Regions from separate parts of the Homo sapiens genome. Here region 1 is linked to region 2. A link is a loop called in an ENCODE intact Hi-C map of the cell type or tissue named here. Cell type or tissue: CD4-positive, alpha-beta T cell. All regions are shown on one strand. Links, peaks and the distances in the headings refer to the core of each region. The heading gives the core; the rest is flanking DNA.

What was found. A loop is a pair of places that touch in the nucleus more often than their neighbours do. Peaks named below come from ENCODE experiments on the same cell type or tissue, not always from the same donor. Only the 100,000 strongest peaks of a DNase experiment are listed, where the experiment ranks them.
Region 1: it touches region 2 in a loop (8-fold over the local background); 25 of 110 quality-filtered maps call a loop at or near these places.

The regions. Positions count from the first base shown.
Region 1 is chr2:97,695,908-97,699,264 of GRCh38, forward strand. C2orf92 (chromosome 2 open reading frame 92) reads left to right here. Exons shown (of 8, transcript NM_001351368.2): 6 at 3,119-3,229. Among named protein-coding and RNA genes, the nearest start is that of ZAP70, 16 kb to the right of the region's middle. In CD4-positive, alpha-beta T cell, for the core only: a CTCF peak has its summit at 1,572 (motif pointing left); a DNase peak (open chromatin) is centred at 1,534.
Region 2 is chr2:97,644,189-97,647,545 of GRCh38, forward strand. It overlaps COX5B (cytochrome c oxidase subunit 5B), which reads left to right and starts at 1,874. Exons shown (of 4, transcript NM_001862.3): 1 at 1,874-2,001; 2 at 2,879-2,952; 3 at 3,156-3,255. The coding sequence starts at 1,899. RefSeq lists enhancers at 832-1,766, 1,569-1,618, 1,799-1,978. In CD4-positive, alpha-beta T cell, for the core only: no CTCF peak of the experiment used is centred there; a DNase peak (open chromatin) is centred at 1,773; H3K4me3 peaks cover 2,132 bases; H3K27ac peaks cover 1,861 bases.

The sequences.
Region 1 (3,357 bases), core at 503-3,002, 52 kb after region 2:
TGCCCGGCAGTCTTGCCTAGCAAGACAGGTTTAGCAGGGTAGTTCTGGCTCAGAGTCCCCCATGAGGTTGCAGTCAAGATTCTTCCAGATTCATTCTCTCACTCAAGACCTAACTACTGATCTGTCCTACCCAGTGGGAAGCACTGTGCTGGAAGCTAGAGAGCTCAGTGAGGCATTCTTGTCCTCCAAGAGCTCACAGCTCTTAGGAGAGTCAATCTAATCGGTAAATAACTATTAGATATAAACATGCTAACATTGAAGGTCTTTAAAAAGTGCTTACGTTGTAATCGCACGGAGTTCTGGGAGAACAAGAGGCTGATCTCCTTGATAGGGTTTTTCCAAGTAGGAAGAGTGAGGGAAGAAGAGGGCTGAGAAGAACTGTAGGCAGTGACAAAGCTCACGTCTGCCAGCTGAGGGGGCTGATCAGATCCATCTTCAGAGGGTGGGAGCTGCTCTCAGGCTACTCTGCAGGGACAGTAAATTCCAGACCACACTGTCTGCACCTCCTCCTTGGCAGTAGTGACCATTCAAAAAAAAAAGAAAAAAAGGCTGGGTGTGGTGGCTCACGCCTGTAATCCCAGCACTTGGGAGGCCGAGGCAGGTGGATCACCTGAGGTCAGGAGTTCGAGATTAGCCTGGCCAACATGGTGAAACCTCATCTCTACTAAAAATACAAATATTAGCTGGGTGTGCTGGCGTATCCCTGTAATCCCAGCTACTTGGGAGGCTGAGGCAGGAAAATTGCTTGAACCCAGGAGGTGGAGGTTGCGGTGAGCCGAGATGGGGCCACTACACTCCAGCCTGGGGGACAGAGACTCCGTCTCAAAAACAAAAAACAAAAAACAAAAAAACCAATGGTCGAAAACATCTCGATAGGAGGAGGAGTGGGGAAATGACCATTCTGGGAAGTGAAGTGTCTTTTAAAAGGTGTGCCCAGGTCTGTGGACAGCAGCTGTAGCTACTGATGATCATAGGTCCACTGAATGGAACATAGCATCAGTCCTAGCAATAACATGCTATTAACATGTAATCAAAGGCTCACGTCAATGTTAGAGTCTCCAAAACATAGAGAATCATGAAGATGAAAGACTTCAACTTTTTCTTGAGCACAAAGTCAGAGTTTCTTGGTTCTGCACTCCTTTAAGAAGGTTTTTACCAAGCCCAGCACATGCTTGATTGGCAGCTTGGGTTGAGCCTACACCATGGAAGGACGGGAGAATTGCTCTTGTAATGGGTGGCTGCTCCTGTCATAGTTAGTAGTTCTAAAGTTGGAAAGAAATCTGGAAATGAAACTGTGTTGGTCAAAAATTTGATAATTGTGCTTATTTTTTCCCACAAAAAAATAATCCAAGAAATGATCAAACACAAACCATCAAACATAAAAGACGCCTTCAGATTCTTCAAAGAACCTTAGGTAAATGAAAACTTACGTCCATACTGACGATAAGAATAGGCAGTGGCTCTTGCCTCTGGTAGAGAAAGAGAGTGAAAATGTGTTCCCGTGTCAGGTCTACCATTGCTGCAGCTCTGTGGAAGACCAAGCCAAGCGCGCCCCCTGGTGGATAACTCCATGCTCGCCAGGGCTTTCTGTCTGTGGCTATTAATCTGAGTCGGATTTGACATGTTGCATTTCAAAAGTCAAGTTAATTATCAGTCTTATTAAATTGGGAGTTTTCTCTCTTTTCTAAGCCAAGTTGAATAAGGAACAAATTTCTCTCTTTTTTCCAGGAATACCTAGAACTTCATGAGACTGTTATCAGACACCCACATGATGGTCTTAATCATATTGTGATAATTTTCTGTTATTTTATTTTATTGTTTAATTTTATTATTCTTTTGAGACAGGGTCTCGCTCTGTTACCTGGGCTGGAGTGCAGAGGTGTGATTATAGCTCTCTGCAGCCTTGATCTCCTGAGTTCAAGCCATCTGCCTACCTCAGCCTTTCTAGTAGCTGGGACTATAGGTGTGCGCCACCATGCCTGGCTAATTTTTTTTTTTTTATTTTTAGTAGAGATGAAGTCTTGCTATGTTGCCCAGGCTGGTCGCAAACTCTTATTGTGACAGTTCTCTATCTCTCTGTGAACAAGGCCAAGGAAGATTTACCAAACCCATCCAAAGCTGCCCCGCCCCCACTTCCAGCTCTTGGAGGTCTCCCATCTGGAGCTGGGGGCTCCAGCCTGCTTTGAAGTCTTCCGGGGTGTGAGATTCATTACTTCTCATCCTTTCCCATTCCCTCTTTGATAGCTCACCTTCTAAATGCTAAACAGTCCAAACAGATTTCCCTGGAGCGCCTACCCATTGGTTCTAGTTTGTTCCCCAGAGCTTCTCAAAACATCTCTCAGCCTCTTCCCAGGCCATCCTGCATCTGGCAAAGATAGGCAGGCCATGCTGGCCTCCCGATTTTCTCCAAGCTAAACTCAGGCCCTTTGACAGGTCCCATATGCAAACGAGTCAGGCACCAAAGGGCAGAGCTAGGATGCAAATATTTCTCATTTTCGACTGTCTTCTTTCTATTAAACTATTCTGCAATCCCTCTACTGATACCTGAATATTTCAGTGTGGTTAATTTTCCTATCTTGTCCTCGCAACTCAAGAAAATTTTTATAGTACTTCGTGTTTTAAAAATTATTTTCATGAACATTGTACAATCTGTGAAGTAGGTCTCATTATCTCTATTTTATGCAAGTGGAGAAGTAGGCTGGGGCTTAGAGAGGTTCTCTAAGTGTGGTCCTCTACCCACAGAAGCAGCGTCTTTCAGGATCTGTGAGACATACGCATTCCCAGGCCTACCCCAGACCTATGGAATCAGAAACTCTGGGGTGGGGCTTAGGAATCTGTGTTTTCATAAGCCCTCCCAGTGTGATTCAGATGCACGCTCGAGTGTAAGAAATGCTGCCTCAGCTATGGGTGGGTTGCCCAGGAATTTGTTAGATTTTTTAAAAAGTAAACAAAAACAATAAAACACCAAAACACTGAGGTTCTGTAGGACATTTAGACTTTTCCCCCAAGTCCTCCCTAACTCCTCACTTTGAGTCTAGAAGAAGCTACTTTTATCATAAACGCTGAACTAATCACATGCCATGGTTGTTTGTAGATGAACACATTTTATCTTTTGTAGATCACCTTTCAGAGGAGAAGAATTTTAAAGAATCCTGTCTGTTCGACAGGGATTTAAGAGAGCAGTTAACTACTATAGATAAAGAAACACTTCAAGGAGCAGCTAAACCAGGTGGGAATCTATATGGCCTATAAACTAAGTATGATGCTTAAATACGGACAACTTCTGAATGTGTCTTTTGCCTTTCATGGTATTTTAACTGACATCTTTAATTCACCCGCTAAAGTGAATTAAATCTG
Region 2 (3,357 bases), core at 559-3,058:
GTGAGGCTGAGGTTTTCCTGAGTTGGATGAGGGCCTGCGAAAATTTCCTATTATTAGGCAAGCCTACTATGAGAGTGAGAAGCCTAAACTCAATTTCCATTTTATAGCCTGGAGTAAACCACTTCTGGTCAGGCAGCAGGGAATCATAACATATCAGAGCTGAATACCTCACTGGTTTGCTGAGGGGCAAGTTAGTAGGTGTTCCTCAGAAAGGATTTTGTGGTCAATTAAGACAGGGAAACTCTGGCTTAAACTGCAGGTAAATTAAATAAGAGGTCTTTACTGCAAGCCTAATCAGAGCCTTTATTATGCTAGTGTCCATCTCCAAAAGGGTGGTCATCAAATGCAGGCCCTCCCTGTCTTGACCAAGTCCTTTTTCTTGAGATCATGTCTTGAGACTTGGATGCCATGCAATACACTTTGGGAAATACTAACCTAGTTGAACGACAGTTTTACTGATGTAGAAATGGCGGCCCAAAGGATAAAAAGTAGCTGAACTAGCTGGTGGGGCTACTTTCCAGACCAATGCTTTTTTCTCCTGCCTAAGACCTTAACCACAGTTGCAAATTAACTACAGATCCTCAGAATTTTCGCCCAATTCAACTTGGAGGGGTTGCAGTGGAGGTGAGGGAGAAGGGAGTAACAGTGAAGCCATTCAAAGCAAAAACCACCTTTAAAGAAATTTTGGCCTTAGAATACAGGGTTTTTTTTTTTTTTTTTTTAATTGGTGGAGGGGGCACCCAGGAAGACCAGACGTGCTCCTGTGAAGCAACGCTCCACCACGTCCTTTTGAAAATACCGTAGCCTGCATGAGACAGGCGGGAGCACCTAAGCCTTCAACTCTCCCCATGTTGCCTCCAATTGACCTCACTGGGCCAGGAAAAGCCCTATAAACTGGTTTTGTATACTCTATCCAAGTAGTAAATTTACTAAAATTACTGGATCCTACTATATACCAGACCTCTGCAAGGCATTGAAGATTCAATGATGAGCATTAATTCCCACTCTAAGGGGATTTTTCTATCTGGTAGGGAAACTCAGATACCGCATGCAGCTAGCCTGTCACAGGGCTATACTGACTAAAGCTCACCCTAAGAAATTTGCACATCTTAGCCTATGGGCAACGGGAAGCCATGGACGGAATATGTTTTCCGTTTCAAACAAGGAACTCCAGTCACAGCAGGCTCTAACTCCATTTCCTATTATCAACTCCCCTTCCTGCTCCTCCTCCCTTAGTAGCCTCGAAAAAGAGTGGCCACTTCCTTCACATCACCAGGGCCTTGGTCCTGGTAGGGGGTCCCGCCCCCGGCCCTGTCCTCCTCCCCAGGCCGGGACCTCCGCGCCTCCCACACACAGTACAACTCTAACACGAAACTGGGCCAGGACTGCAGGTAGGTCCCGTCCAATGCGACACGCTCGCGACGGCCCACGCACTGCCAGAACCAGCCCTGCCACTAACCAGCCTAGTAAGGAACGCAGTGATCTTTAGGAGCCCACTTCTAAATTCAAATCATTTGGGGTTCAGTAAGTCTCTTCACAGACGGGGACCTAATAGCTTCCATTAGCAGCCTCCACGTTTGCTGAACACGACTACGGGGCCAGACCCACAGGAACTCCAATGTGGTTCAGCCGCTCAACTCCAGGGACCAAAAAGACTTTCCCACCTCCCAGCGTTATTAAAGGCAACCCCGCCCCCAAGCCTCAGCCACTACGCGGTGCAGAAAGAGGCAGAGCTGGGCATGCGCAATTTCCGCCCCCGCCACAGTCTTGGGAGTGGGCGGGCTCGAGGGCTGGGAGGAAGCCGAAAGCTGACCGAGAGGAGAAAGAAGCCCGCCCCCGGAAGTCCCTCCTGTCTCTGCAGCTTGTTCCCGGAAGTTTTGCTGCTAGTCGCGGACGCAATGGCTTCAAGGTTACTTCGCGGAGCTGGAACGCTGGCCGCGCAGGCCCTGAGGGCTCGCGGCCCCAGTGGCGCGGCCGCGATGCGCTCCATGGCATCTGGAGGTACTCGGGTCTCCGGGCGTGCCAGGGACCAGAGTGTTGCCCTCCCAGGGTGGTCCCAGGGCGGCAAAGCGGCGCGGCTCGTGCAGCTTCTCGAGGTCCCAGTGGCCGCTTTACGGTCCCCAGTGCCTCAGGCTCTGCAGGCATCTCCCTGTAATTCTGGACCGCTGCTCCTGCCGCTCCCCGAACTCACTCCGCTGCGAAAGTATCCTAAACGGAGGTGCCGGGTGACCTTGGGAGGGACCGGGGCTGCCACCGGGATGGGGAGGGGTCCGGCCTCCCTTCAAACCTGCGCCCACCTCAAGCAGAGTGGGTTCTACATGCTTTTAGACAAATGTCGACAAATTTGCCTCGGTGGTTGGAGAAAGAAAAGCTCATAGGCCGGGCGCGGTGGCTCACAACTGTAATCCCAGCACTTTGGGAGGCCGAGGCGGACAGATCCCCTGAGGTCAGGAGCTCAAGACCAGCCTGGCCAACATGGTAAAACCCCGTTTCTACTAAAAATACAAAAATTAGCCGGGCGTGGTGGCGCGCGCCTGTAGTCCCAGCTACTCGGGAGGCTGAGGCAGGAGAATCGCTTAAACCCGGGAGGCGGAGGTTCCCGTGAGCCAACATCGCGCCATTGCACTCCAGCCTGGGCAACAAGAGCAAAACTCCGTCTCAAAAAAGAAAAAAAAAGCTCCCCCGAGTGCTGCCGCTTGTGTGGATGGGTACTTGGTGGTTCTTAGGGGACCATGGATATGAGTAGCCTTTAGGAGCTTGTGAGCCCGCTAAAACTTATACAGAAGTTTCGGGGCACCATTTTCCTTGATCATTTCTGTTTGTAGTTTTTCTATCAGTCATTTCAGTCAGCGTCATAATTCACGTTATCTTCCTTTAGGTGGTGTTCCCACTGATGAAGAGCAGGCGACTGGGTTGGAGAGGGAGATCATGCTGGCTGCAAAGAAGGGACTGGTAAGGAGAAACTCCCTTCTGTGTCTTCTGTGTAACTTATGGCCTTGGATGTGTTCATAGTGGTCTCCTCTCTGGGAGTATTTGATACAGGAAACTTGGCTTGTAGGAACAGTCCCCTGAGCTTCTGGAAGGTAGGGCTTATTTGGCCTAATGGTTCAATTCTTGTTTTTTTTGTTTTGTTTTGTTTTTTGTTTTTTCTTCAGGACCCATACAATGTACTGGCCCCAAAGGGAGCTTCAGGCACCAGGGAAGACCCTAATTTAGTCCCCTCCATCTCCAACAAGAGAATAGTAGGCTGCATCTGTAAGTACCTCACCTCTATTTTTTATCCACTTGCTTAATATATCCTACAATAGTGTGTAAGCTGCCTCAAATCTTCAGTGTGTGAGTGCATGTTGGTAAGTT